Regions from separate parts of the Mus musculus genome. Here region 1 is linked to region 2. Evidence: chromatin loops called from intact Hi-C (ENCODE). Cell type or tissue: heart. All regions are shown on one strand. Each heading gives the region's core, and the rest is flanking DNA. Links, peaks and the distances in the headings are about the cores only.

Region 1 (15,718 bases), core at 3,106-11,105, 57 kb after region 2:
TTCAATCCAAGTTTGACCAAGGGCAAGCCGCTCTACCTTGCTGTCTCTTTCTCCTCATCTAGAGGATAAAATTATCACTAAAAATTTAAGAGACCTATGGTTCCGGTTTCAGAACTACGTAGAAAAGTGTGTTTCTACTGAAGCAGGCATCTAAAACCCACATTGTGCAGCCTTCATCTGGACACTACAAAAAATGGGGGTGGGGCGGGAGGATTGGCCTTACCTGCAGAATCCTGCTGGTCACTTCATAGACCACAGTTCCTTTCTGACAGAGTCAATTGGGAATAGAGAGGAGCTTAGAGGGGGAGGCCAGAGGCAGGCTTTCCCAAGCTGCAACACAGGCTGTCACTGTCAGAGAGGTCCTGGGATCCTGAGTGCTGCCATCATTCTTCACAAGAACTCCATTTTCCTGATAGTCCAACTTAAAAACAGCCCCCTAGCACACCATGACTCCATGTGTCCCCGCTCATGTGACCAACCAGTACTCAGAAGCCCATCTGAGGCCTCAGAGACTCTGCCAGGCACAGAGACAATGGCATCTGGAGCTCCCTAGGGAGCTCCCAGTCTGGTGAGGGACTCACAGGAGAGTTCTCCTAGGTAGCTTGAAGGGGGAAATGCAGGACTCTGGTACCTGGCTTGGAAAGCAGGTAAGACACTAACCAGGCAGGGAACATGTGCGTGTGGAGAGGCAGTGGGCTCTGGGAGAGGAACAGGAGATGGGTAGAAGGGAGAGATAATGACTAGTTTGGGGCTTGTTGATGCCAGCGTGGGCTGTTGAAAGACTGAATGGCAGAGCTGTGATTTCCTGTGCACAGCAAAGGAAAGGCTTTCAGTAGGCCTGCAAACATTTACCAAGATGACACATGTTGCCATGGTAACTTTCCAGTGCCGAGAAGAGTCCCTCTGCACACACCTAGAACTCCTGAGGCCCTTCAGAGTTCACATGCCTCCTTCTGTGCCAACAACCCACAGGAGAGACCTTTATGCTAGTTAGTTTTTGTCAACTAGACACAAACTAGAGACACCTGGGGAGAGATAATCTCAGCTGAGGAACCTCCTTCATTAGACCAGGCCGTTGGCACACCTGCCGGGCATTTTCTTGATTAAGGATTAATGTGGAGAGACCGTTATGATGATGTCCCCCCTACCCCACAGCCGTGGCAGGTGGTGCTGGGTTTTATGATAAAGCAAACTGAACAAGACATGGAGAGCAAGCCAGCAAGCAGCTCTCCTCCACAGTTCCTGCCTCTAGGTTCCTGCTGTGGCTTCATTTGGGACTGACCTGTCAGTCAGGTGACTCCTTTCCTCCCTAAGTTGGTTTTTGGTTAGCATTTTATCACAGAAACATAAAGTACGTACCATACCCCTACTAAATGTACAATCTTTAGGATAATTAAGAAAAGCCTTGGCCAAAATTGAAGCTATCAGGCCCTACCTGCTATGACTTTATACAAAACTGGAAAGAAAGCCACAAGAAACTATAAATCTATGCTCACCATCATTTTTGAGTCTCAACTGAGCTGTGGTTTTCCAGTTGGGAGTATGAAACTTTGAGATGGCTGGAGAGTATCTGTGTCCTGGTTTTAGAATTCAGGGCACACACAGTTCCTATGATTGGTGAAAACCCACAAGGCACCATGAGCAATCAGATGAGCGATCCATCTGTGCTTGCAGAGCAGCAGAGTCAGGAGCCGAGGGCCCCAGGATCTTGCATGCCAGGGGGTTTGCACTGTGGTTTGCTTCCCTTTCCTAGAGAGCCTTGGAATCTGGGAGAGCAGGATGATGCGCTTGGGCACGGGGAGTGCTTCTGTCACCAGGCTCGAGCACCTGGCTATCGAGGCCTTGGGTGTACCTGTGTTAGTCACACTGGCTGGCTGGCTGGCCTCATCTGGACCCAGGAGCCATGGACTCTTCTTAGCACTAATCACAGTTCCTATGTCTCTTTGTGGGTTTATCTTCTTGAGGCCATGCTGTGCTAGTCCCCTCGTGACTGGGGAAGTCTTTCCTGGTAGGAACATTTGCATGTATGTTAGATGATCTGACAAAACCTATCTGTAATGCTATAAGAACAACTCAAAACTCTCTTACCAGAAATGTCTGACCCTTGTTCTGTTTACCCAAAATGGCAGAAATTATTATCTGGTGAGAGTCTAGAGAGATTTGGGGTTGGAACTTTCTAGAACACTCTATTTGTGGTTCAAGGGGGACTGATAGAGAAACCACGTGTGAGATAACCAGAGGGTCCAGTGGGGGTAACTGATTCCAGGCCGAAGACTGGATTGAGGGTTAGAGAGAGTGCGTAGGAAGTCTCTCACTTATATCTTGGGCTGGTGCCAGACGGAATGGCAGACCTCCAAGGACTCTGCTTTCCAGCCTCACTCACGCACCCATGTTTCTGCTTCACTTGGTGACCAGACCCCTGTCCTTCCCCCTGCATCTCTAGATGACAGTCTGCTCCTCCTATGCCCACAGCAACAGCCAGATGCACTTTAAGGATAGTCACAATGATAACCCAAGAAGTTCTGACTGTTAGAGCCATGGGAGATTTAAAGGAAACCTTGGCCAAAAAAATCTGAAGGAGCAGTAAAGAGAAAGGGTTCGAAATTGTCCCTTTCATATTATTTAACACCAAGCAGTTATTATGGTGACTATTAATCAAGGCCTTATCAAGCTCTAAGTGCAGGCAGCTATGTGCCCACAAGGATGACGTTCAACTCTCACAATAGTCCTGAGGGAAGGAGCCTATCACTCTTCTGTTTGGTGAGGTGCTGAAATAGAGGCTTGGAGACAGTTACTAAGGACACATAGGTGGTGACGACAAGGCCTGCCTGAGTTGTTTTTTAATTCTCCTTTGGGGTATCTCTTCACTCCACACAGACTCTCAGCTACAAGTTCTCTAAGCGGCATCTGGATGACTTATTTAAAGATGGCCAGCACGTCTCTCTTCTCAAATGAACGTTCAACAGTTCCCATGTTCTCATATAACACTTTCTAAGACTTTTTCTCTTATCAATTTTACTTGTGCCTGATCCTGTCCCGCAGAATCTATTATCTGCTGTGTCCACTGAAGGCAGGATTTCTCTTCTCTCCTTACAGAAACCCTTTCTGTAGAACACTCCACACCCTCCTGGGTAGTGGGCTGTGAAAGGGACAGAAAGGTTGTCAGAACACAGTCCACTATCGGAGTTGTGTGAGAAGTCTGATCGTTTGGGAGAACACTCCAAGACAACCAGAGTCTGGTGACAGGTTCTTCGAAACACAACTGCTCTTGGAATGTGTTTTCCTGCTCTTTCCCAGGCGCAGTGGACAGGAGTGAGTTCACCCCAGCTGTTGTTACTTGTGTTCCTCTATGGGAAAACAGGTTTCTGCAGTTTGTCCTTGTGGTTATGTACAGCTTGAACCCCTGAGGGCTTTACTCAGGTGACCTTTCTTCACCCTCAGGGTAAGAACTGTCTGAGGCTCTAAGGTTGGCTGTTTCAGGAGAGTTCAGCCCACCTCACATTTTACGCCTCACTCTTCCAGGCTCACACAGCTTGACACCAGAGCAGTAAAGAAAGGCTCACTGTGGAACTTATGCCCCCACCCTTGCTTTCCAGGAGAGACAGGGAAAGAGATGATAAGGGTGAGCAACCCACGATTCAGGGCAATCTACAGCCAGTGTTCTGCTGAGATGGAGAGCCCAGTGCCCAGGGAGTTCAAAGCTGCTCTCTCTGTTGGGGGCTCTAGAGGCTGGTATCATTAGCAGGGATGGATGAGCAGAGTGTTATCAAGTGGATTGGATCCTCTGCTTGGACTATACCTACATGTCGCCCACGTTGTGACAGCCTGGCTTGAACAACATGCACAGAAGTCTCTCCAGTATATTTTCTAGATGGACACTATCCTCGAGGGACTCATTTGTAATCATAGACACAAGTTTTGGTTCCGACGCTACTTCTGGGCATAAACTCATTGGGTTCCCCCACCCCAACTATGAAGTAGGCTCATTTGGCTAGGTACATAATCTTTTTTTCGTGGGTTTTGGGTTAGGATTATATTAGTTCATATAGAATCACTTGCAAGCTACAATAGAATGTAAGAAAAAATAGAGGTTACTTCTGACCATTCTTATTACCAATATTAATGAAAACTGATGCTAGGTGCTTCTCATTTATCGAATGTTTTTCATTTTTTATAAATTTTATTTTCTTATTATTTTAAAGTCTGTGTCTGTATCTGTGTGGGGATGAGTACTGGAGCCTGCAGAGGCTAGAGGCGTCAAGTCTCCTGGAACTGGAGTTACAGGTGGTTCCGACTTGATATGAGTCCTGGGAATTGAACTCGGGTCCTCTGAGAGAGCATCATTATCTACTCTTAATTTCTGAGCCACCTGTCCAGCCCCTTATTTCTTAGACTCTGATACTTGGGGACAGATAGCAGGGCTTCAGAACTCATAATCCCTAACTCTGTCTCTGGGATCCGAGAAGCCTAGGGAGGAAGCTGGTAGTAGGTCCAGTTGCTTGTTCAGCTTTCTGTGTTGGGTCAAGGCTGACGTCTGCAGTAGCTCACTTTGCTCTTTCTCATTGTGGGTGCATGCTGAAGACAGAAGTGTCCAAACCAGACCCCTACTTGCATGCTAGGTGTAGAAGAGGACAGAGGGAGGTTATTTTTAAGTCTGAGTTCATACTGAGTCCAGGTACTTTTCCACCCACCATCTTCTTGACGCAGTAAGGGCCCTAGGTATTATTATGCCGAATTTATATATGAGGAAGCCGAGGGGTTGAGTCATTTTCAAGTTGTTATGAAGCTGAGAAATATAAAGCCCAAATGTAAGTCTGGGCTGTCCACCTGCGAGATCCCCTGCACCCATCCCCATTGCTCCCTCAGTGGCCTTTGTTCTGATAGAACCCACTCCGTGGTAATCCTTGGGTCCGTCTTCTGAGGAGGAAGGTTGATGTCTGGTGAGAGATTGAACAGTAAACCTTCTCCTGTCCTTCCTATGATGGGGTCCTTCTCCCTGTACTCTGCCCTGACTTCTCCCTACCCCCAGCCCAGTCCCAGGGAAAGGCCAAGGAGTCAAGGGTCTCCAGAGATGAAGTGCCTGCAGAGAGAGCCCCCTACCCTTAGCTACAGACCCAGAAATCCTGTGACAGAACACACAGAAGGAAACATGGACAGATAACTCTGCTCAAGGAGGTCACATAGACCAAATCAGGACTGTCATTTTTGGGAGACTCAAGATAGGATTTCCTGATTGCTTGTTTTATAGGTAAGAAAAACGGAGTGCCAAGAACTTGAGAGGACACACCCCAGGCCGCAATCTAGTGACAGGCAGAGTCTGGGCTGGAGCCAGGCACTAAATGAACAAACGTGTCTCTTTAGCTTTCCTGCTGCCAACTTCACTCTTATGGGATGTTGGCTCTTTCAGGAGAAAGACTCCAAGTTGAGAGCTCTGTAAAGCCCAGAAGCCAGGACCCCTCCTGGGCCCTCTCTCTGCTTCAGTCCTCTCACTTCCTGTTGAAGAACAGGAAGTGCTTCCTCTTTCATCTCTGACAGTGCGTTTTGGGGACAGGAAAAGGGGCTTGTAGAAAAGAGCTAAGAGTGATCAACAGTTTATTCTTGCTTAAAGAACACAAAATGTAAGATCAGACATTTTAGGAAAAGATGCAAGCTGACATTGAGCCCCAAGGCAGAATGTGATCCCAGGAAGAGCTTCCTCAACCCCCAGGGTGAATATGGGGGAGGCCTCATTTTTGCCAGTTCCTTCTCTGTTCTGATAGAGCTGGATGCCAGGGAGGTGAGAGTGGGTGGGGCAGGGTGGGAGCTTGGTGGGGTGGGGTGTCAGGAACTTTCTATAACCTCCACTATTTCCCTCACTCTGTTAGCACCCACAACTTCCCCTGCTAAGGGAGGAAAGAGGAATACATTATTCATTTTAATAATTCATACAAATTGCAAAGTTTACTGTGAGAAATGAAGGGGCCTTAAGAGGGCAAAAGAGAAATATTCCTGAGTCAGCTTTAAAAGGACAAAGGTATGAAGATGATGTTTCTTGATTATCTTTCTCTAGAATATAGATCCACATGAACTAAGAGAGTAACCATTCCCTTCAGTGGTAGATGGGCCCTTCCTTCAGTGGTAGATGGGTCTCTCCCTTCAATGGTAGGTAGACCCTTCCCTTCAATGGTAGATGGGTCTCTCCCTTCAATGGTAGGGAGTCCTTAGAGTCCAGGAATCTTTTTACAAAACAAGTCTAGTTTAGGACTCAATCTTGTTTGGCCCCATCTATCCAGCTAACAAGATTTTACCTAAAAAGCTGGTTTTACAGCAATAAAAACTGAGGTGTCAATAAATGGGCTATTAGCAATACCAGTACCAGAATTTAGTCCTCTCCTGCTGGTATAGTACCCATGGCAATGTCCTCAGCCCAGCTTCTCACCTCTCTACTCTCCTGGTAACTGAGATACCAAGAAGGGTGTGACCAATCAGTATCAGTAGCCAGGAGCTTAGACGGAGTCCTTGGTTGAGAAAGGGATGAACGTCATTTAAGGGCATCTCAGAAAGCTCTCCTGTATCCTTGTGTGATTCAAGCTGAGGGCCTCTGAGACATACTGCCAGCTATTCTGGAAAGGACTAGTTGACTTACACAAGCAGCCTGCATGATTGACAGAAGTAGTGTGCATAATGGGGAGAGTCCATGTAGAAGATGGGGTCTGGGAGCTACTGAAGGCTAGCTGAAGGCTAGATAGACCCCATGAGGCTCCAGGCCACATTGAACATTTGGTGTTTTACTTGGAGTCAGTACTGGATTTGGTCCATGTCATAAACTGACCTTTTCCTCAGGGGTCTTTCTGTGGTTGTAAGACCAGATTGCTTTGGAGGGTCATTCCAGGTATAAAGTCTAGGCTACCATCAGGTCCTGCCTCTTGAGTCCTGCTATTACGACACACACTACCACACTTGGTGAGTACACGTTACATATAGCACCACTAGAATCCAGAGAGAAAGATAGGCTTGCAACTGGAGGAGGCCACCAGTGAGGTACAGACAGACTAGAGAAGGCCAACGACCTGTGTGGGAACCCTGTAGTATCAAGAGGCTAGAGAAAAGAGAAGCAGGAGGATGACCAAGAAAACTTGGGAGCAAGAGAGTTCTAGAAGCCATTTGGATGAAGGGCTTCCAGGGGCAAGAGTGATGGGTGGTGTCTGATATTGCTCTGGGAGCTGAGAACATGTTGAGAACTATTGGTTGTAGACACTGGAAGACATTGGTACCCAAGGCAGGAACAGTACTTGACACCTGACCTCTTAGAGCCTGGGTTGACTACAGACTATTGTTTAGGGTTCCTTCATTGTGAATCTTGCCTTCTTAATGAGATTGTAAGCTTTGTATCACCAGGACCAATGAGTCAGCCTGTTCCCGGAGCACCAGTCCTTGGCAGCTGTGGGGCCTTATCAAGCCTGATGTAGGTTCTGTTGTGGCTTGCCAACTCACTCTGTCACCCAGGCAATGGCTGGAGCAATTATCCTCATGCTTGCTTACCTTGGACACAGCATTTCAGCTCCTTTGGGTCTGTGACGCTCTTCCTGCTTTCCCGGATCACAGCCCGGTTCTTCTTGGTTTCTCCCCAGAGATTGGTGCCTCCGTACATGCTGGGAATATTAAGAATGGCGATGCCTTCCAGGAAGATGTTGCTCAGATCCACCTCAACTCCGTCACACTGCAAAGCAGAGAAAAGGCAGATCATGGTGGGGCCATGCGTGGTCACCGGGTCTCTAAAAGAGAGTGACAGGTCCTAAGTCACCTAATCACTGTCAGTCAGAAACTAAACATCTGGCAGCTTCTCAGACTCAAGGCATTGGCCGCCATGGTGAGACAGAGTCATCCAGTACGAACTTCCAAGGGCTAGAAATACTTACGGATGTATTTTAGACAAGGTGGTTGCCAAACTGTCCTTCAGTCCATCCCAATACCCCCAGTGTGGACCCTTGCTAATCACTGTGAAGATTCGTGGTGTTGCTGGGTCCAGAAACCAGTATTAGGTATATTCTCAACAAATGACAATTTTCATCTTATTCCTTTATTTTATTCCTGATCTCTGCCTGGTAAGAAGTGCAAGACTTTGGGTCTGGGAGGCCTTCCAATCTGCCTGTCTCTCATAGCTGCACTAAGTGTGGCTCTGGCACGTGTGCTTGCTGAGGTAGCAGAGACTCTTTCTCTGCTTTCTACCCCCTCCACCCCCACCCCCCGTGAGGTCTGAGAGACTGGAAGGCTTCACCTAGCTGGAAAGCTATCCCGTTTTGGCACAAGGCTTACCAATGCAGCAAAAAATTAAAAAAAAAAATGCACTAGCTTTGATCCTTGTCCCTCGGGATTGCTGGTGATTTATTTCATGTACAGAAAAACAAATGGGACCCATGGAGATGAGCTTTAGTGTCCAAGGATGCCCAGGGAAACTCCACGTTTGTGGAATTTGACCATAAAGACCATGCTTTTTTGTTTTTGCTTTTTAAATTTGCTTCTTTTAAAAAAGGAAGACAGTCCAAAGCATATGGTAGCAATCTACTTGTCACCTGTGTTGTCTACTGCTATGGTCTAGATGCCTCCATCAGATTCTTGGTGGGAGTTAATTCAATTGACACAGTATGAAGGGGGGGGCTAATTAGGATTAGATGAGGTCTCTAGAACTGGAGCCCCAGATCTCATTAGCCTTGTCTGAGGGGGAAGGAAACCATGTGTGTTCCTGTTGCCTGCAGACTGCAGGACTCTCAGGAGGAGAAGGATCCATCACATACAGCCGCCTTGACCCTGATCCTGAATTGTGAGGACTAAACATTTGCTATTTACTGTTCACCCAGCTTGTGGTATTCAGGAACGACAGAAAATGGCCTAGAGTACCCAGAAATCAAACTTTGAGAATCTTCCCCAGAGAAGGATGAGAAAGAGTTGGGGCTCTGTTGGTTCACAGTGACTCACCCGCCGCCTGATTTCGTTGAAGTTCTAATCAATGTTGGCACCTCTGCCTTGTTTTCCAACCACAGAACAAGAATACAGTGAGTGTTTCTGATAACTGGGAACTCATTTCTCTACTGGGGAGACTGGAGCTTTTCAAAGTCCTCTTTAGTGGGTATGCTGTTCACACAGTGTACAGATGGAAGCATACAGATTTTAAGGTAAGCAGTAACAGTCTCAGACGTAAGGGCTTTCTCTTTCTCCCACTCCTCTGGGCTGAGTGTGGTCACTGCTCGGACCTCCTTATCAGACCTTTCCTATATTGAGTGTTCTGTTTTGTACACACCACAATTTATTCCCTACCTAATTGGTACTGTCCCTGACATCGGAAGCATCAGCGCTGACCTGTTTGGTGGGACAGATGGCAATCACACCGGTATTTCTTGGGGCTGGAGCTCTTATCACATCATCATGGTCATAAAACAAGATGTGTACAAAGCACCCATAAAAGTGTCACAAGTTACCTGCCACTGTCCTTATCGCTGATGTGGTAAGATCTTCATTAGCTCTTTTATTTGAAGTGGGTAAAAAAGTCACCTCAGTCACCTTGACCTTCATCTTACTATGTGTTTATCTCTCTTGACCTTATGTAGTAGGATTGAAAAATATAGCTTAGATGCAGGACTTTACATTTATTTAATCTAGTTCTTGGTTCAAACCTCCTCTAGTCTGTTCAGACCGATATTCTGTGCCCTTAGTTGCAGCTTGCTCATCATTTGGGGGGTTAAGTCATATAATGGCAAAACCAGGGATCAAGTCTCTCCTTGGTCACTTTAACACACCACATGTCATGCAGTAGTAACCTTAGCGTGAGGTGTTTTATTGATGCAGTATGTCTTCAGGACCCTGTTCCTATCAGTGCATATGGATTGAGATGGAATCATAAAGGAAGATCCATGAAGCAAAACAACTGCCCTGTGAGCATCTGATCTATGAATGGTGGAACAGGATAGAAAAGCAGGTCTACAGACCTCAATCCTGTGTTCTTCCTGCTGAAACAGAAGAGAGTCTGCTAAGTGTCACGTCAGACTTTCCCTGACAACCTTTACCACAAAAGTAATAAAAGTAATAAAAGATTCTATCTTTAGTAAACTATATCACCCATGCATGGGTGCCAACCATCAACTCTAGTTTCCAGGGATTAGACAGAAGTACCTCAATATGTAGTTTTCATGGTATGCCCTTTTATTTTTGAGACACTCGGTGATATTTATCTCTTTGCCTCTCATTTGATAGAATCTCCTGCATTCTAGATTTATCAAAGTGACTTCTGAATGATACCTAAAATCTTCCAACAACTTGGGCTCAACCAAGTGTGAATTTTCCAAGGCCTGCAAGTTGTCCATTGTCCCTCCTTAGACAGGGAGGCCACTTTAGCATCTGTTTCCCCATTTTTAATTTGGGACTCGCCCCATGTGATGAACACTGACCAAAACTGAGCCAGGGAGGACTTGGTTTACTTAGCTTACACATCTCAGAGGGAATTCAGGGCAGGAACTCAAGTCAGGAACCTGGAAGTAGGAACTGAATCGGAGGCCACAGAGAGGTGCTGGTTACTGGCTTGCTCCCCATGGCTTGTTCAGACTGTCTTCTTATATAGCTCAGACCATCTGCACAGGGGTGGTATCACCCACAAAGTGCTGGGTCCTCCTACATTGACCATCAGCCCAGACAATACCCCACAGACATGCCCACGGGCCAATCTATTGGAGGCAATCTCTCTGTTGAGGGCTCTTCTTCCCAGGTGCCTCAAATTTGTGTCAAGTACATAAGACTAACCAGCAGAGAACCACTAGAAGTACAGAAAAGAAGACCGTTTCTCAGATGGCAGAGCCCTGCTGAACTACACTTTCCAGGTTTCCTTTTCTGCTTTTTTGTTGTTTTGCTTCAAACATCATCTAGCATCCCCCTCAGCAGCAGCCTTCCCAGAGCCAGGCTCAGAGGTCTGAGGTGTGCTTTAAGCAGTTACTCCTGGGTGTGGCTACATGCTGCCTTTGCGTCTATGCACAGTTCCCTTATCACCCGGGCTGCTCCTGGCCTCCGTGTTGCTGTCACAGAGACAAGACTCCCTTTCCTCCTCAACACATTTCATGATCTGTTAGGACTTTATTTTGGAATGTCTTTTTACTGGCCCATCCTTCTTATGCAACTACTAATTAGGAATTTAGGCTCTGGGTCACTGTGCCAAACATTTTTCAAAATGAGTTTTCCTCTGCTCTGAGCCTGGAATTGTCCCCTTTCCTTATCTCTTATCTCTTCCTAGACCAGATGGCTACTTTCCTTGCTGGTTGGAGTAACTTTCACAGCACCGCAATTTATTCATTGTTGATTGAAATATCTCTTTCTTTCTGAAAAATAATGATAGTCACAGCTTCCCCTGGCCAGACTGCCTTGGGCACCAGACTGCCGCTGTCTACCTTGTCTCTGAGGAGCCTAGTGCTGAGGGAGACACCATTGCTACCCCAGTGGATGGCGACGGACGGCCCTGGCTCAGGGTCACAGAACATGGCTCTGCACAGATGCAGATGTTGGTTGCCAAAGCAGGCCCTGGATGCCAGATTCCACTCTAGAGACGAGGCAGTGAAGCTGATGCTGGGTTTACAGCAAAACTCAGCTTGCAGCTGTTGTTTGAATAATTGAATCTTCCACTGCCATTCTATCTTATAAAGGGCTTAGACATAATTAAATCCTGTCTCTAGGCCAGAGTTGTTTTAAAAACAACCACCCACAAAACCAAAGAAATGTACCACCAGCATTCTCCCTGGCAAACTGTATTTCACTCAGTCACCTTTCTTCCTTGCCTGCAGTTTTAAGTGTCTGCTGTCTTTCTGTAGGCATAACTGTTGCTTCCTCCCTAGTAAACAGCCCTCTGTCTGCCCTTGATAGACTCTTCTCTCCATCCCTCCAGTGTAAACTGGGGCAAATAGTCGAGGGGGGAGGACCCTGAGGTCTACCCTTAAAAAGGATACTCCTGGTGAGTCAGATGTGTGATTCTGGGTTGGTCCTTAATCTCTCTGTGCTTTAAGTAGACAGAAAATGGGGGTGGAGGTAAGCAAATTTTGGTGTGAGGCAAAGGCAATTCCTAACTCCTACATGATTTGAGTCCCCCCCATTTCCTGTGCCAGGAAGACCCCCCCCCCACTCCAGGTCATGAACCTGCTCGCCCAGTTTGGCTAGAGCATTTTAGCGTTCCTCTCTACACACCTGCCTCCTAGCCACTGTTTCTTATTTCCTTTGGAACGTCCTAAGACCTGAGGCTTGCTGTACTGAGTCTCTCGGAAAAGTGGAATCCAGGAATGGAGCACTGTAGGCCTAACTGGAACACTGGCAACAGCCTGTTCCTGAGATAAATCCTCCAAGTGTTCCATGACGTCATCTGGCCCCCCTTCAGGATGGCTCCAGGGAGAGCCTGCAGCCCTGAGCTATGCTGGGGCTGGCAGGAGGGCTTGCAGGCCCTGCTGTGAAAGGCGGTTATGCTGCACTCACCTAGGCGTTTACAGCCAGGCATGGGACTCAGAGCTGGAGCCTATGGGCACGCAAGCACTCCAGATTGTCCTTCGTGGGTGTTGCTGCCAGGTGCAGGTGTGACAGGGGTCACCGAAGCCAGCCCCACTCTCTCCCCTGTGCGCATTTAGGCTACAGTTGTTGGCTGCAGTCCACAGCATTTGGGCCCCAGCACCCATATTCAGAGAGAGGATAGTTTTGTTGTTGTTGTTGTTTTGTTTTTGGCTGGAGAATTGTTGTGTAGGTAACTAGAGACTAGGTTAAAAGACCACAGGCCTTTGTAAGCAAATGCTAAGCGCCCTGTGTTCACCTCCTCCCTAGCCAGAAACTTTGGATCTCTGCATTTCTAGGCAGAACCTAGACTCTCCCAGCTCTCTGTCTTCACTGAGGGGGTCGACAGCATCAGAGGGGAGGGAGGCACCTTGCAGCAGGCCCTCCCCTCTAACCTGAAAAGGTGGGGAAGGGAGGACTCTGGATTGCAGCCCTACTGGCCCTTTTCTGCAGGTCCTCCGGGAAAGAGTCTATTTATTTGACGACCTGTTTCAGTTTTTAGACTGCGTTATCCCTAACCTGGATTCTCCACACCACCTGCAGACAGATTTTCTCTGGCTTGGAGGAAGATTGTTTTGTATCGAAGCTCCACCCATCACTAGGCTGGGTCACCATCTGAGCTCCCTGCCTCAGACTCTGTCTGTCATTGCATTATTCTGATGCGCCCCTCCCCTTTCTTCCATTGTTTTAATCTTTTTAAATGGTTATTTCTAAAAGTACAGAAAAGTGGAGAGATAAAGACCCAGCATAGCAGTTACTTCTGGCAACCAAACTTGTTCAAGGCTCCCCACACACTTCGAACTGTCCCGCAGCAAACCTAGATTTTTCTCTTACATGTAAATGGCGTTTACCTTTAAACAATAAAGGCTTACAGATTAAATCCATCATCACCACCCTTCAATGGCAATCATAATTCCTTAACCTTCTTAACAGCCCCCCCCCTTTTTAAAAATTACTGGTTGTCTGAAAGCACTGCCATGTTTTATTGATACATCTCTAGGGTTCCTTTTGAACTATAAATTTCTTGTACTTTTTCTCTTTTGGAAACAGTCTGAGGATGATTTCCCCAGTGAGTGACAAAATGCAGGGTGTAGCTCTCTTGCTAAGGGAGAAATACTGGGCTGCATCCCTAGGAAAGGTCTTTCGGTTATAATGTACAGTGAGATGGACCACATCCTGACCTTTGACTGGCTCTGATGGCTGCGGGTAGGTGGTGGCCTTTGATGCCTGAACTCCATGTCAGAGTATCAAACCAAGCTTGTAGGAGACTGAAGGAGCCTGGGTAACCCGCCCCTCTTTGCCTCTGTTTTGAGGAAATGGGACACCAGCAAGCATCAGGCAGAGATGGGGGGGAGAGAGGGGGGGGGAGGGAGGGAGGGAAGGAGGGAGGGAGGGAGAGAGAGAGAAAGAAAGAAAGAAGATCCATCAAACCTCGCTTGGTAGTTTCAAGTCTTACAGAACCCAGAACCCAGGAGAAGACAGGGAGGGGCAGGTAGGGATGAAAGTGGCTTGGCAGCCTAGATGGTACATTAGGGCTCTGGGGAAGGCTGGCCCCTGTCTGGCCTGACCTCTTTGGTTTGGAAAGAAGAGAGCTGCTAAGGTTGATAATTAGTTGGGCCCTAGTAACTGCCTGTTAGAGAGACTGAATTGCTCTGTGTGGGCAAAGAGTTGGGGCCTGTTGACTTTTGTTTCTGCTGCATGTGGTCCAAACTGCCCCTTTGGTGCCTGCTAAATCCCCACCTGCTGGAGATACAGCAGCTCCTCAAAACTGTTCCAGGCAGCTAGCAGGTAAACAATGCTCCCCTCCTCTGCACTCCATTGGTTCAATTCCCCCTTGGATGTGGTGTATATTCTGCTACATGTCCCCCAGGAGACATGAAGCTCAGTAGAAGGTAAGGACAGTGTTCCACACAGCTCTGTGTTCTCCACAGAACCAGGCATGTCTACGCCATACTGGGTGTTCAATGTAACTACCTATGAATCAAAACCAAAGCACTTGTGGAGAAATCCCTAAGAGGGAACACAAGCTGTTCCATGAAGAACACCCACAAAAATCTCCATCCCAGATGAATCTGCCTAACCTCTCTACATGAATATCATGATGGATGACCAGGTAAAGTAGACTCAAATGTCCAGGGCAGGAAGAGATGTGAATGTTAACCCTAGCCTGCAGGAAGTAGCCTACACCCCAACAGGATGAGACATGGGAGGCTCCTTCAAGGAGACAGAGAAGACAGAGACACTCATTCATCCAACAAGAACAAGCCAGAACTTACTCTCTGCTAGATGCAGGGATGGAGGTGAAATAAGACAGAACCCAGTCCTCAGATGCTTTCTCAGGTCAGTGCTAAGGCAGGTGCTGCTAACTGCTTACCAGCAAGGTCTCCAGGAAAACAAAAACCAAAGAGCAATTGTTGTATTCTAAGGCATAAACACTCCCAACTTACAGCCAATTGCAAGATACAACCTCAGCAGAGAGGAGAGCTGGGAAGAGATGGGCCAGCGAGCAGGCTGGCTTCCCTGCACTGCTGGCTAAAGGCAACAAGGCCGAAAAGGAAGCTCAGACTTTTCTATCTGCAGAATTAGAGCGTGTACTGTGAGTGTAAGAAAAGTAGCCAGGGAAATCACTATCCTTGTTTCCCTGGAGAGGAACAAGAGCGATTGCTTCCAGAGGTAATGTCTGATATGAAGAGAGCAGTCTTCGGAAGGCAGTCTGTCTCCATACAAAGATGGGTCTGGCATGTAGGTAAATGGTACAGGCAATGGCTTGCTCTGTGTTCAGAGAGGCTATTGCATATGATTACAGGAGCTGTTGTCTATAGTGGGCAGTAAGATGAAGCATCATTTTCAGCGACTTATGAAACAGGCTCATCATATATTTAAAATCTAATCCTTTTGGCTCTGCAGTGTCAGTGCGCATATGCTTGTTATGCAGACGAGAGATCACTGACTTGGTGAAGTTAAGGAGGGTCTTTCTTGTCCAATCTTCTGTTTAGTGCTTGTCTTCCCTCAGCCTCCTGGTCTCCTGTATGAGAGGCAAGAAGCCAGACCAATGTAAAGAGCCAATCCATGAGGTCTGTTAGTGCTGTGCTTAGTTACCTAGGAGACAAGATAGTCAGGAGGGGTGGGGAGAGAGCTCTGTGCCTAAGAGCACTCACTGTTCTTACAGAGG
Region 2 (15,718 bases), core at 3,028-11,027:
AGTTTCCAGCACCCATAAAAGGCTGCTCAACATCTCCTGTCACTCTAGTTGTTCCTGGGGACCGAACAGCCTCTTCTGAGCTCTGCAAGAACCCCCACCAGTACTGGTTTTGTGTGTGTGTGTGTGTGTGTGTGTGTGTCCCCTCAACTCAGACATATCTAAAAACAAGCAGATGTTTGACACAGAAATCTTATCTAGTATCCTAATTTAAAATTCCGGAGGTCAAGCTGTTAAGGTAAAAAGAAATTTCACTGAAATTATATTGAATAAGTCATGCATTCATGAGAGCAAGAAATTATATCAATAAAAAAATGAGACAAGTCTTCTGGACTAACCCTGAATTATTAAAATGCAGGTATACCACTGTCCAAATGTTCTGGCTATCGCTGTAGAATGAACATATTCTAGATGGAAATCATCCAAGGCCAAACAATTTCAGAACAAATGTGTCACCAACACAAAGGTACTTACAGTTATCAGACTGAAAATCTGGGACAAACTGCTCATCATCAGGAACTTGTGCTGGAAAGAGAGTTGTGTTTTAGATCTTTGCATTTTACTAAAAGGCACAGTGAAATGTTTTACACAGAAAACAGGACAGTCAAGAAACTTGCCTTCAGCTAACCAAGCCTCCTGCAGCTGGCTAAGATCCTGAAACAACTCTGGAAACAAACAAACAAACAAACAAAAGACTCAAAATGGGGCTATTTCTTGTGCTAAGGAGCATCCAGGAGTCTGCACACCAGTGTCTGTGTGACCTGAGGAAGCCACAGCACACAGGGACAGCTGCACTACCTTCAGAATCGTGAGCCAGATCTGTGTCCACAAACTTCCTCTTTCTGTCAATCAAAGGTCGCCCTCGACAGTCCTCTGATCGAGATTTCTGAAAGAGGCCAAGAAAAAAAAAAAAAAAAAAAAAAAAAAAGAGGAAGATTCAAATGCAGGAAAGAGGTGCAGAGAGAGTCCACCCACGCCTCCAGGGAGAAGACACACCACAGAGGTCAAGGACAAAACAGAACAGAACCAACTCACCCCTGGGACCATAAAAGGGACTTGCTGATCACAAAACCCATCCATGGTGCTTCCAAAGTCTCCGCTATCACTTTGAAGGGCTTCAGCATTGAGTAGTTTCTTGGGGGTGGTAAAGAGATACTCCTGTAACATGGATTGGGAAGATTTAAACTCTGGCGGAGGTGGGGTGGCTTAAGTTTATACAAGTCTTTCCCTCTTGCCTGTGTAGCCACCTTACCCCCCCCTCCCTCCCTCTCTCTCTCTCTCTCTCTCTCTCTCTCTCTCTCTCTCTCACACACACACACACACACACACACACACACACACACACACACACACACACTTTAGTATTGCCTGCCTGTCTACCACAAAAGCCAAAACCAACCAAAAAAAAAATCAAACCCTCCCTTACTTGCACTGAAAAATGACCTTCTAGGACATTTGTTGCAGAGTTTTTGTTTTGTTTTTGTTTTCTTTTGTTTGAGACAGGGTTTCTCTGTGTAGCTCTGGCTGTCCTGGAACTCACTCTGTAGACCAGGCTGGCCTCGAACTCAGAAATCGCCTGCCTCTGCCTCCCGAGTGCTGGGATAAAAGGCGTGCAGCACCACGCCCGGCTTTGTTTTATTTTTTAAGATAAGTTTTTAATTAAGATTTGCCACTTTATGATAGGAACTAGAGAAATTGGGTGTTCCATGTTCCAAATGCATGGTGTGTCTCAAATGCATTTTGTAGGTATATGGTAAAAATACTAAGTACAGTTCCAGGAACAAACTGATCAAAAGTATACTTTCTTCACACACACACACACAATTCTTTATTTAAACCCAAACCGTCTGTCCAAACAGGTGTGTATACCTGAAATGACACAGCATCTCCATGGCAACCTACAAAGATTAGCTGCCATCTACTCAATTTCTAAAATAAAACATCTATAAAAATGAGAGATAAAGGAAATTCAGTTCCACTGCACATATTTAAACATTTCTACCAAAAGGCCAAAAAAAAAGGAAAAGAAACAGAAAAACAAAACACCGTCATTGAAATCTTTCAATGCAAAAATATCCATGAAAAGAAAACTCCCTGTTCTACAATGACCTCAAATCTTCAACAAAATCAGTCAACCACTGGTAAGAGCTGGGCTTGGAACTAAATCAAGAGGGGAGACACTTTTCTAGCGTGGGAGGAATTAGCTAGCAAGTTTAGGTGTTACCTTCCTAAACACTTAATTTTCCAAATAAAAACTCAGGTCAAAATAATGGGGGCATAACAAGTATTTATTCACCTCAGGTCTGAATAACAGACAGGCCTAACTAGCATTTTCTTTTAAGTTGTACACAAACTAGGGAACACTTTTCACAGTAACCATTTCCATCTGACTTGTTTTTCACGCTGTGAGCACCATATCAAATTTTCATAAGTGAGCAGGATACAAGAAAACCCTTCACAGCCAGCACTTGGCCCAAGTAATCAGATATTTTCAAAGTCAAAGGAAAGAGAGTTCGCAACTTCCTAGAAAAACACTTCTGCCAGCTTGCCTTCCTTCCACACAGTGCAAACATCGTTCAGAATGAGGCCTCTCTTGAATGTCACCAACCAGGACCCAAATCTGAGAATCTTTAGTAGACTGTGGAGAAGAAAGAATTCTGTGCTGTATTTTTAAAAATTTTGACTAAGTTGTGGCCTCAGAAATTCTTAAATGTCTGTTGTGGGTTAAGAGAACAACGTGTAGGAAAACCAGAGGATAAAATATTTTTAGAAGCTCATGATGCGCAAAAAAATATCCTTTGAAAAAAATCGGTAAAAAGAAACTTCCCTAAGAGATTCCAAAAGCAGCAGCAAGGATCTTCTAAGCAGCCCTTCGAGTTCAAGAGCTGGAAACGTCGTGTTCAAAGTATCTTTTAAAAGCCTGCAGGGAAGGCTTCGGTTCATCCTGGAGTTTAAACCACTTCCTTTGTGTCGTCGTAGTCGCTCCCCCCCCCCAGCCCCCAAATCCAGGGTGCCCCCAGGAAAACTTTAACTGGGCGCAGCGACCGGATCGAGGCCCCTCCCCGTGGCGCGCAGCGAGCCTGGTTTTATGAATGGGAGATGGAGCCGCGGCCGCCACCGCAGGTAGAGGCTGTAACTGGATCCCTCGCGCCCGGCCCCATTCACAAAACAAGACACACTTCCACCCAATTCCCAGCCTTCCCATTCATGAAAACTCCTTCAGCTGCGCCCCCGCCCCCACTCCCAACGCACGCTTAGCCTCCGACGCAGGCCCCTCACCCCAGCGTTTTAGGAAGAAAGCTCAATGCTTCATTCACAAAAAAAAAAAAAAAAAAGGGAGAAAAAAAAAAAAGCCTCAGAGCTCAGAGCCCAAGAAAGAAACCTGCTTCATTCATAAAGTCACCCACATTCAGAAAACGAGGTGCAGCGCTGGCCGATACCAGCAGCCTCATTTGCTCCTGATCACACATGCCGCCTCCCCTCATCACCCCCTACTTAATCAGTACCCCCTTTGCGGGGGAGACCCCGAATCATTCACGAGGTTCCAGCACACTCTCGGCAGCCTCGGAACCGGTTCTCTCTTCCCCCAGGCCGTGGCTCAGGCGGCCCCAATACCCTCAGCCCTAAGAGGAGGGAGTGGGGGGCTGCGGGCCCGCTGCCCAGTCTCCAACTTGCCAGGCCTGCAGAAGTTCGGGCAGATCCTGCACCCTCAGGCTGCACATGTCGGTGTCATTTAACTCTCGGGGTTCTGAAGCAGAACCCCTGAAACTGCTGCTCGCCTCCCCCCACCCCCCATATTAAGAGTCGCGGAGCGTTTCTTCTCGCGAGCCTCCCAGGGCCCTCGGGGGCCCACAACTTCGCGCCCCGCACCCCGTTCTTGCACCCCGCTTCTGTAGCCTGAGCCGGGCACCCCGCTCCCTGCACCCGCTCCAGCACCCCGGGTGCCTCCTCCGCGGCGTGCGGAAACCCGTTCTCCGCTCGCTCCGGAACCGCTAGCCGCCCCCGCCCGAAGCCTCCCAGGAACCGAACCGAACCGGGCCTCGGGGGGAGGGGGCGGCTAGCTCCGGGAGTCACCCCAAGCACGCCCAACTGAGGACCCAGAACCAGTCCGCACCTGAGCGGCCACTCCGCGCGCCCGCCTGCGCGCCTCCGTGGCGGGCTGGGCCGCAGCGATCGGGGATGAAGACCGCTCTGCGCGCCGGCCTCCGGACTCTGCGCCGCCCTGCAACCCGCTGCAGCACTGGCCCGGCCCCCGCCGGCTCCGCCCGCCGCCATTGGCCCGCAGCCCAGAGCACACACGTCCCCATTGGTCGGCGGCCATCCCCGCGGCTGCCCATCACCTCTTGTTTACCCTGTCTTCAGGCAAATCCAGCTGGGCCGCCCCATCATCTGCGGCGCCCATTGGCTAACGGTCGGCCTCCCTCAACGCCCTCAGAGGTCTGTTTTACATAATTTATGCGCTGGGCGCCATTGACCAATCAGCACCGGCTTGTTTATATAATGAATGTAAGGACGTTTTTCATTCATAAAAAACGCGACCTGAGGGGGAAGCTTAGCTGAGTCAGTGAAGCTCTTAAAGGGGCCACTCGCGAAGTTCCCCCTGGCCTCGGCCTGCACCGCTCCTCCCGCCACCCCCGCGCGGGGCCGCTTGGCGCCAGGCGTTCGCAGCTGCAGCAGCGAGCTAAGTTATCATTTTAGAACTCAGGCGAGAGGAATTCGTCATTCCACACACAGAAACTCGCTGACCCTGCCTGGGCGTTCGGCCCATAGAAACACAAAAAACGGAAACCGAGCCCTCTAATCTTAGCTACCTTGAAGAGAAGCCTTAATTTTTTTTTTAAACCAGGTTTCCAGTGGGAAAAAAAAGTAGTTACCTTCCTTTAAAAACCTGAGCTTTTCCAGATCTTAGTGATGTACCCATGTTGCCAAAGCCTAAGGCCCGACCCGATCGCGTCTTCTCGGGCTAATAATTGCCTCTGAGCTCTACAGGCAAGAGGCTACAGCCAGAAACCCGGTTCGTGGATCGCACCGGGCCGGTAGAGGGCCTTGGAAGCACAAATCCCTTTGAAACGTGCGTGCAGTTAGACCGCTTGCTTCTCTCCCGGGCTGCTTGTTTTCCATTTAAGTGTTGAATGCAAGATGGTGTGTTTGCGAATTAGATCCCGTGCAGCTGGGAACCGGGAGAAGCAGTGTTGCTTGCCAAAGGATCGGGCATTGACTGCAGTTGTTGAGATTCTTAACAGGGTGTTCCAGGAAACAAATAAAACAATCCTCTGCCCCTTCCAACTCCTCGTCCTGCTCCTGCCACCGACAATGGCCGTTCTCTTCTTTTCCCAAGGACGCTAGGGTGCTTGTGAACGAGTTCTGTTCTCTACTAACCGGGCAGCAAGGTGTCAGCGTTTGGAGAGTTGAGCCTCAGCAAAGCGGGTCCCAAGTTGTTACCCTAAGGGTGCCCAGTGCCCCACAGTGAAACACGTGGTGTGGATTTCTAGTCCGCGGCCTTTCCCCCCTAAGCTTGTGGATCAGAGCTGGTACTTGGTGTGTTGATTACAGTCCTTGACCAGTTTGAATGCTGGGATGAGACCTGCACCCAGGTTCAGTGGGCTGAGTTATCGGTTTTGCCGGAGACTGGGAAGGGCACCAGTTGAAGTGTGGGCAGGTGCTTTGAACTTTTAACGAGCAGTTCCTTGATATTTAATTTCCTGCCTGAGCACAGTGCTTCCCTTAGCTCCTATTCTAGTTGGTGGCTATAGAGTTTGTCCTCTTGTACCCGTGTTCCCAGCTTGTTTCTGACGTCCTGAAGGCTTTCAATTCAGCAAGGCCCACACTAGTTCCAGATCCTCTCTCACCGGCTTGGTCCCATCACCGCCATCCCTCCCTGTTCTCATCCCAGGCCAACCTCCTGCCTGGTTGAAATTTCTTCAAGAATTTCCTACTCCCCTTTGCTTAATTGTCTCAGATCCCAGTCCTCTAAAAGTTCTGTGGCTTGCTGTATCAGCTCCAGTGCAGGCCTCTTCACAGTGGTTCCTTCACATTCCTTACACTCCACGCCTGGAGTGTGGCTGTTGTGACCTTTGCCTCAGACCGAAGCTCTCCATTCCTCCTTGAGAAGAGAAATTTGAAAGTGTGTAGCAATAAACAGGGGCTAACTGGAATGAGGGAAAGTATTGTGTGTCATACTTGATTTATGTATTTGTTACTCTTTGAGACAGGACCTTGATACGCAGCCGGTTTGGCCTGGAACTCACTATGTAACCCAAACTCACCTCCAGCTAGTTGTCTATTCTTCCCCTCCTCCTAGGTGTTGAGAAGGCAGTCATGTGCCCAGGAGTCCTGGGTAGTTATGGTAGTTTGGGAAGATCATTGAGAACTTGCCTAGAAGGCACAAAGTCCTGGGTTATAGACCCAGCACCACAGAAAAGAGAGAAGTTGATAGCCACAGTATCATATGTGGGGAATTATGCTTCATTAAAGCTATTGGTAACTAATAACTTAGTCATCCAGCAAACATTTAGGATGTACCAGATATTCAGCCAGATCCTGTGCTGGGCTATAAATAAATAAATAATAAATAAATAACATAGAGATGAATGATCTCCAGGGGTTGCCTTGGGCAGCCCGTAGTCACACAGCCCTCCACAGTCTAGCTATGTCCCCACAGTGAGGCAGTGAGAAGACATTCATCACTATTAATATCTCCATTCTACAAATGAGAAACTGAGGTGCGACAGGAGTCCCACCCAGCAAGGACATCCGAACAGAGTCCAGAGGCCAAAATGGCTTCCACTCCTCTCTTGCTTCTCTATCCCCATTCACATCCCACTGTCTTTCTCTTGTTATCTCTGCCAGATAGGAGAGTTAAGGGTAATACGAGAAGTTTCTAGTCTAATGCGCTGGATCTCCGCTCCTAAGAACATATTTACATAGGGGATTTGTAGAACAAGTGCTCTAATTATCATTCCTTCCCCTCCAGGAGAGAAACAGTTTTGGAAAAGGAAACAAAAAGAGGCCCACCCCCTGGGACATTCTTCTTGTGTCAATCTAGCCTTTGTCCTTGGGCAGTAGCAAAACTCGGTCACAATGAGAAACTAGACGCCTGTTCTTCACCAAGTTCAGTTTGCAGCGTCAGTTAGAGGAGGCAATGAGGGCGAGGGGAAGGGAGGAAAGGAGGCCCCAAGCCTGGCTGCTTGCCTCCTTTTACAGGTCTGCTTTCTACATGGCCCCTACAAAATGCCAAAGCAAGCTAGAGTGTAAGGCCCACAACCCACCTTTAAGCTGGTATCCAAACTGATGGACGTGCTCCGGTTGTCCCTATATCGCCTTGTGCCTCCTGTTTCACTATGGCAAGTGTGGCCCTGGGGTGCGGGGACATAACCAAGGATGTGAAGACAAACACTAAATGGGACAGAGATGTTTTCTTCAAGGGAAAGGTCAAGAATTCAGTCTTATTTTCTAAGATTTAGGAAGAAGTGCCCTGAGGCCTGAAAGAAAAAAAGAAAATATTCCACCGTCTGTGTCTCTTTAAACAAATCGGTGTCCTGTTGCTCCTTCCAGCCAGGGGATAGTGAGGTCCCACCGTTACTAGAAACTTCCTCTGTTCAGTTCCACATAAACAGCATTATTTCAGCCTGTAACCCTCTGCGCATGCACCATAACGATCACCTCTATAGGTGAAGAAACTGAGGCACGGAGATATCACAGAGCGGGAGAGGGTTATGGTCCAAGTGCCATGTGTCTTAACAAGGGTCTCAGCTAGTGGTTCTATTTTGAGGGCAGCAAAATGTTTAGGAGGTGGTAGAATTGGGTCCTGGGGGACAGACTTTTAAAGGTTGCAGAGCAGACCCTGGCTTCAGAGCATCCTTGCCACTTCTCGGTAAGAAGTTCCTCCTCAGCCATGGTCAGAGCTGCCCTTCCTGCTCAGCCAGACCAGAACTCACTAAGCCAAAGGCCAAAATAAATCTTCCCTGCGTTCAATTGTTTCAGTTGAGGTAATCTGGTCACAGTGACTCCAAAATTAACTAATACAGAGAGTGTATCACACAGGGTTTCCCCAGAGCCTGCTATTTAATCACAAGGCTGGGCAGCCCAGTCCGTTAGAAGCTGTACGATTGAACACAAAAAGCCTGCTTTGGAAGAGCCAGACTCTATTTGGAGACTTTGCCTAAATTAACTCGCTTGATCCTTCTATCAACCCTATGATCTGTATCCCATCAGGCTCCTGTTTGCTAGATGTGGTAAGTAAGGCACAAAGGTTGGGAAATTTTTTTTCAAGGGCATGTAACTAGTAAGAGAGAGACTCGTGAGCTGAATGTAGGAATGTAGATCTTAAACAAGGCCTTGCTCTCTGGCACTCTCCTGCATTAGTTCCCATCTGAGGTTCCAACTCTTCGTGTGCCGCTCTCACAAGAGTAGTTCCCAGGAAACTTGCTCCAGAAATCCCACCTAGGCTTCGTTGGCATTATCCTGGGCCAGCAAGGATACACCTTCATGAAACCCACATCAGAAAAAGAAATTGTATTTCCTGAGCATCTTCCATGTCTTAGACACTCCACATGCAGTGCCTCACTCAGTGTCCCCAACCCCTCTCACAAGCAGCACTAAAACACAATTTGCTGCTGGAAAACTAAGATTCAGTGATGTCTTCTAGTCTCTACACATGCACACACACGTGTACACACACATGCACACACAATTGTACCCACACTGGAACACGCACACATGCATGTCTGTGATGTCTCATGTGAAGCAGCATGCCAGCTGGAATGCACTGTTCCTGATGCTATGCTATGACTGGAAGGCTGGGAGGAGCCCATATCCCTCTCCTGGCTTTATTTCCTGACATAGTCTCCCTCCTGTCCTCTGCTAAAACTCCAGTCTAGATGTTACCAAACAATCGCTCTCAGGGAAATCTGAAGGAACATGAGAAATTAAGACTTCTGATAGGGGGAGGATGTCTTCCTTAAGCCCCACCCCTCTACCAATACATACATACATACATACCCACACACATACATACATAAAAACATAAATGGCTTCACATTGCCTTTCATAACCAGGTCCCACTCTGAAACAGCTCTGGCAGATCAGTAATTCCATGAGTTTCTTTTGAGCCCATCCCCCACCTCTAGCTACAGACATGACTGCTTGTGGAACCAGTCACATGCCAAGCTCCCTCCCCACCCCCCCCTCTCTCAAGCTTGCTCCTTCTCCCTCCTTCCTCCCCCCTTTCTCTCACGCTAGCTCCTTTTCCCTCCTTCCTCCCCCTCTCCCCCCAGTAGAATTGCCTGCCCCACATGAGAGACCCTCGGGCTACGGGGCTTTGAAGGGAACCTGTGTCTGCTCTGTTTCGCTGCTTCTTCTCCACCTCCTCTGACAACCAGAACTTGTAGTTAAAAGCGGGAAGTCTGCAGTCCCTTGGTGCCTTATGTTCATCTTAGTCTTTTTCCTCTGATCTGGCAGCCTAGAAACCCCAAACCAAGCCAGGCATGGTAGCTCATGCTTGCAACCCCCGGCCCTTTGCCAGCCTTTTGGAAACCTTCAAAACAAACGAGTTTGAAGTGGGCGTGGAGAAGGGCTCCGTGGGTTCAGAGCAAGGCCTGATGTGCCTGCCCCAGTGATTCTGTAGAGGAACTTGATGTGTGGACTCGGCAGATTCTATTTTGACTGACTAGAGTCTGCTTTTTGCTTCCTTTTATGCCCTTGGTGGTGAGTTTCATATGAGCAGAAGTTGGGCCTTGCTGTGACCTTTTCAGACTTCATTCATTCCCAACTCAAGAGCAGGGAATCTCATGCTTGTTGGTTGGTTGGTTGGTTGGTTGGTTTTTTGTCTGCCTGGCGCTATGAACGGTCTTGCTTTAGCATCTCCCAACAGCACTACTGGAAGACTGGAGCTAAGGGATAAAGGAGCTGGCCTGCTTCATTGTTGCAGCTGAAGCACAGATGGCAAGACTGGCTGTCCTTGGGCTTTTGGCTTGGTCTGTAGGCACTCACCTACACTGAGGTTCTACGGGATCTACTGAGTGGGGTGTGTGTATTTTGAGTTGAACAATGGAGAAATAAACAATGGTGACTGGTAGTGGGTGAGATACTCCATCAGTGGATTTGACTACTTGACCTGACATGGCACATCCAGCCTGACATTTTAGCCTGAGCCAGGCTCCCTATCTATTGCCACGTGAGAGCAAACCACCATAGTAAATATTAGAAACAAATGAACATCTTCCCCCACTGTCTCTTGCTAACTTCCTGTCTGGTGTGCTTTGGCTCTGGGGAGAAGGTAGCATTGATTAAGACGGGGACCATCCCAAGGTCTCCTTTCTTTTTGCTCCTGCCCCTCCTAGGCATCCATTCCCATCAAGAAGTTACACCAGGCCTGGTGTGGCTCACACCTCTAGACCCTGCATTTGGCAAGCAAGGACAGGCAGATCTCTGTGAGTCTGAGGCCAGCCCAGGCCTAAAGACTCAAAACATTAGAAAAATCCACCTGGGCCAGCCCTGCTAGGGCGGAGAGGTAAGTCAGTAAAGTTTTGTTTCATAGTCTGCTGTCTCAGTTAGATTTTGTTTTGTTTTGTTTTGTTTTGTTTTGTTTTGTTTTGTTTTGTTGGTTAACATGATGCAATCTAAGTCATCTGGGAAGAGGAACCTCAACTGAGAAAATGCCTCCATCAGACTGGCCTGTAGGCAGGTCTGTAGGACGTGTTCTTGATTAACCATTGATGTGAGAAGGTTCACTGGGTGGTACCGCCCCTCGGAAGGAGGTCCTAGGTGGTCTAAGAAAGTTGGCTGAGCAAGTCAGTAAGGACGGTTCTTTTGTGGCCCCTGCTTCTGTTCCTGCCTTGAGTTCCTACCCTGGCTTCCCTCAGTGCAATATGACTCAGGATTTGTAAGTCAAACAAGTGTTTCCCTCCCTGTGTTGACTGGGGCCATGGAGTTTTATCTCAGTAATAGAAACCAACCTAACTAAGACGTGTGGAGAATGCAGACACAGAGGTCCCTACTTTGTGAAAACGTACGCCGTCCACACTTAACAATCCATGCACTTTCCTGTACATGCTCTACATAATAAAAAAAGTATATAGGTCAAACAGGCCACCTCTGAAATGTCCAAACCTGATCTGAAAATCCCAGCTGGGAGTCAGATGCCAACCATTTAGCCTCGCAGCTGTGGGGGCTGGGATAGCTACGGATCCTCAGGAGGCAGCAAGCACATGGTTCCTGCCATGAGACACAGCCAGGGGACAGGAAAGAGGGACGGGCTGAGCACACGTAGGCTTGCCAATAGTCGCTATGTCCCAGACTGCCAACTGATTGCTCTTACATGTCTAACTAGTAAGATAGTAGGACTAGAAGGAGCCACAGCTGAGACAGGGCTAGATGGGAGAGGATGACAGTCATCAGATGTCTTGGATGGTCATTGGCAGGACAATCGTTCACATTTTTAAATAATGGGTTACATCTCATAGGTAAAAACAGTCACCAAAACCCAGAAATGGCTCTAAATACATCCTCTGTCATGCTTCTGATTAAACTATCGATCACAGCATCCACACAGCCATGGTGCTTGTGGCACACATTCCTCCAATAGGGACCCTCTTAAAATTTTGTCTGAACCTCGCAACTCCATCATGCAGTACTTGGCGGGTGGTCACAAAAGACTGACTTTATGAATGGCCAAGTGATTTCTACTACAACAAAGCACTGTCCCCAAGAAAGGAGACAGCGGCCGCCCTTGGAGGACCTGCGTTTGGCATGTGCCTTTCTGTCCTGCCCACATAGTGGAAAAGGAAGGATCAAGATACTGGTAACGGGGCCTTTCAAAAGCTCAATATTTGTACCCAGGGAACCACTTTACTTCCTAGCAGCAAGATCTGGGTCCTGAGAAAGTGTAATTCATTTTGGTCACAACTTAGGTGACATGGAGCTTGGTAAGACTATAAGGCCTCCCCTCAGCCTTTAGTCACATAGGAGAATCCGCATCACACCTGAGTGCTGTTCCAAAGGACTGGTGCAGTTTCCTGGTGGACTCACCCAACCTGTGTCACCCAGCTCCTCCTACAGAGCTGCTCCCCATCCAGGGCCTGGCAAAAGTGAAAATGTAGGACAACCACTCTCCAGTGTTCTAACCTGGAGAGAGTAGGAGGCTGTGGGGCCCCTGGCTTGCCTGGTCTTCACCCATGTCTCTGGTTTCCTTCAGATGAGCATCCCAAGATATTCCATCTCACCCATCCATCAAGTTACATCTTGGTTGGGAGAATTCTACACACACTCTGCCTGGAGCTCCCTCTGGCTCTTCCTCCATGTTCCTTCCATAACCTAATTGTTCTGTATATTTATCTGAGTTTTATCTTGACTTTTCCTCTTAGGTATGTTTACCTTGAATGCGGAGGCTGACCTCAGGGCCTGCTCTGACAGAGCCTGCCTGTGTCATGATAGGATATAAATGCTAAATATGGCTTCCCCTTCCTCCGTACATCTTACACTGCTTTTAATGATGAGATGTAGTTTTTCATTACAAGATCCATGTTTTACCTGTTCTGGCCCACGCATTCCTGACTAGAACGTGGGTAGCGTTCGCTAACACCCATGTGTACACCTTGTAAATGTGAATGGTAACTAGGTAATCCATATGGCAGTGTGGTGATAGCTCCAGACGGGAGGAAGGTGCCTGCGTTGCGTGCTGTCCTTCTCAGTGCGATGAGACACTTCCTGTAGAAAGTGTTATCTCAGTGTCTTTCCCTCCTAATGCTTTGTGCCTTCTTCATCCTCACAGACTGCCAAAGAAATGCAAAGAGTCCCGTAGGATCCACACAGAAGCAAAAGACTCTCAGGGCGATGGAATCCTGCTGGATGCTGGAGTGTTCTTGGCAGGAGGGAGCATGGTGACAGGGGCAGAATGTGTGATAAAGGGCACAACTGTGCGTTAGTGTGTGTGACATGATGTGGGGAAAGGGTCTGACACAATTGTTGTCACGGCTTTGGCTCACAGCAATCGTGCTTTTCTGAGCAGAGCACCATGGTGTTTGCTTGTTTGTTTGTTTGTTTGTTTGTTTGTTTTTTAAGAGTATCACTGAGGGCTGGAGAGATGACTTAAGAGCATTTGCTGTTCTTCCAGAGGAGTTCAGTTCCCAGCATCCACATCAGTCAGCTTCACTGCCTATACTTCCAGCTCCAGGCAGGGATCTGATAACCTCCTCTGGCCTCTGCAGGCAGGCAGCTAAGCACACATGCTGTACTCTCTCTCACACACACATACATGCAAGTAAAGTTAGATATTCTAAAAAGAAATAAAAGACTATCCTGAAAGTATGTGGCATGTATTACATGAACCAAGACAACTGAATTAGTAGAAAATGGGAAGGTGTATGGGCCTAAAAGGCCGCAACCACGCACACATGTTTATGAAATGCATGAGCTGTGGAGGGGCATGTGCTGGGCTGTCCCTAAGGCTTTCCGAGATTAGCCACTCAGGACTCGTTCACGTCTCACCTGTGAGTTCGCCCAGGAGATAGGCAAAGCTGCTGGTAACAAAAATTTAACAAAAATTATTGGGGAAAAGACTTTAACATTGAGAAAATTGTATTTTTGTGCACAGATTGGACTAGATTCCATCGTTATTCTATTTTAGGGAAGGAACTTTTCTTTCCAGCCTAGGGGACTTGTAAGGGCCACTCAAGAACTATCTGCTGGACCGGAGAGCTGGATTGGCTGCTGCTGGGTAACAGAGGTAGGCTGGGATAGTAGGACAGGCAGGGGAAGGGGTGCCGGGCAGGAAGGGGTGCTGGACAGGAACCGTGTGCTGAAGAGCTGCAAGACTGAGATCCCTCTGAGCAAAGAGTCTCAGGAAGTTCTGGAGCAGTGACAAGTGAGAGGAGATTCTGCCACACTGGAGAAGACAGGTCCACTGACTGTGAAGGGCGTTCAGTACCTCAGAGCAGAGTGAGGAGCCAGGAGCACAGAATTTGACTTGGACGGCGACGTGGGCAGACAGAGAAACCACTCTGTCCCAGAACTCATTCTGTAAACCAGGCTGGTTTCAAACTCAGAGATCTGCCTGCCTCTGCCTCCTGAGCGATGAGATTAAAGACATTGTTACAGCCAGGGTGTCAACAACAGAGGAACCACTCTTAAGTGGCCTCCTAGACCTAGGCCAGGACTGGGCCCAAAAGAGGAACAGAGGGGCCTGTCTAGGCCTGGTAGGGAGTGAAACTGGTCCAGCAGATTCCATCCATGCCTCTTTGCTAGTTCTCTAGGACAGAGACAATAGGACTTTCAAATGCCTGGTGAACCTAGGGGCAGTTCCAGAGGGGTGGGGTGGGGGTGGGCAGAGCCCAGAGTTGCTCCTCCCATGGTCCCCAGTAGGGATTCTTGAAGAGTCCTTTATTAGGACTAGTTGTGAATGGCAGACACCCATTCAAGTCATTCTGAGCCCAAGCCTGAATCCAAGTCCACACAGACTAGTAACTGAGTCCTGCAGGCTGTTGGCTATTTAACAAGCTCTGATGTGTATCTTGCACGGGTGTGAGAGCTGAAGCAAAGAATATTCCTTCAGCTGGCGTCCTACTTATCGATGAGGACACTATAATTTGTGTTAATTCATGGCTTAATCCCAAATCTCACTTTTTAAGATGGGGAGATAATTCCAAGACTATTTGTTCTTGTCAGATTTATATATTTACTTTGCAGTGCTGGATCTTGGACGAAGGGCCATGGGTGTGGTAGGCAAGCCCAGACCGTGTTATTTTATTTACCCAATCTTCTTAACCCAGTCAGGGCATCTGTCTTTGAAAAGCTTTAAAAGTTCATAGTACAAAACACGATTTGCAATATAAATACAAATTATAATACAATGGTAATTACAAAATACGTATGTATTGTATACAATTAGGAAGACTTCTTAAAAAGATTAAAAATAAATCAGCAAGCATCCATCATCTTAGAAATGAATACAGTTAACATTTGAACATATTTCCTCCCTTTTTTTCAATGCAGCTTTACATAATGGAGACATTTTTTAATGTATATCTTTGCATTTTGCCTCACATTTTATCAGGCACATCTCCAGGATGTTAAACATTATTTATAAACTTCATTTTAGAGATTTACCTAATATGTCTTCTATTGATTATTTGTCCTCCTCCTCCTTTTCTTCCTCATCCACCTCCTTTTGTTTTTTTGTTTGTTTCTTTGTTTGTTTTCAGACAGGGTTTCTCTGTGTAGCCCTGGCTGTCCTGGAACTCACTTTGTAGACCAGGCTGGACTTGAACTCACAGAGATCTGCCTGCCTCTGCCCCTGCCCCTGCCCCTGCCCCTGCCCCTGCCCCTGCCCCTGCCCCTGCCCCTGCCTCTCTGCCCCTGCCTCTGCCTCTCTGCCTCTGCCTCTGCCTCTGCCTCTCTGCCTCTGCCTCTGCCTCTCTGCCTCTGCCTCTGCCTCTGCCTCTGCCTCTGCCTCTGCCTCTGCCTCTGCCTCTGCCTCTGCCTCTGCCTCTGCCTCTGCCTCTGCCTCTGCCTCTGCCTCTGCCTCTGCCTCTGCCTCTCTGCCCCTGCCTCTGCCTCTCTGCCTCTGCCTCTGCCCCTGCCCCTGCCCCTGCCCCTGCCCCTGCCCCTGCCCCTGCCCCTGCCCCTGCCCCTGCCCCTGCCCCTGCCTCTCTGCCTCTGCCTCTGCCTCTGCCTCTGCCTCTGCCCCTGCCCCTGCCTCTGCCTCTCTGCCTCTGCCTCTCTGCCC

What was found. Hi-C counts contacts between places; a loop is a spot of excess contacts. Peaks named below come from ENCODE experiments on the same cell type or tissue, not always from the same donor. Only the 100,000 strongest peaks of a DNase experiment are listed, where the experiment ranks them.
Region 1: it touches region 2 in a loop (4-fold over the local background); 7 of 42 quality-filtered maps call a loop at or near these places.

The regions. Positions count from the first base shown.
Region 1 is chr16:22,492,703-22,508,420 of GRCm38, forward strand. Dgkg (diacylglycerol kinase, gamma) reads right to left here. Exons shown (of 25, transcript NM_138650.2): 22 at 7,522-7,699. Among named protein-coding and RNA genes, the nearest start is that of 9230117E06Rik, 11 kb to the right of the region's middle. In heart, for the core only: no CTCF peak of the experiment used is centred there; a DNase peak (open chromatin) is centred at 7,469; H3K27ac peaks cover 1,321 bases.
Region 2 is chr16:22,435,406-22,451,123 of GRCm38, forward strand. It overlaps Etv5 (ets variant 5), which reads right to left and starts at 4,165. Exons shown (of 13, transcript NM_023794.2): 1 at 4,112-4,165; 2 at 1,033-1,155; 3 at 796-883; 4 at 615-662; 5 at 472-522. The coding sequence starts at 1,077. In heart, for the core only: a CTCF peak has its summit at 5,017; DNase peaks (open chromatin) are centred at 3,126, 3,566, 4,396, 9,616 and 1 weaker place; H3K4me3 peaks cover 2,608 bases; H3K27ac peaks cover 3,541 bases.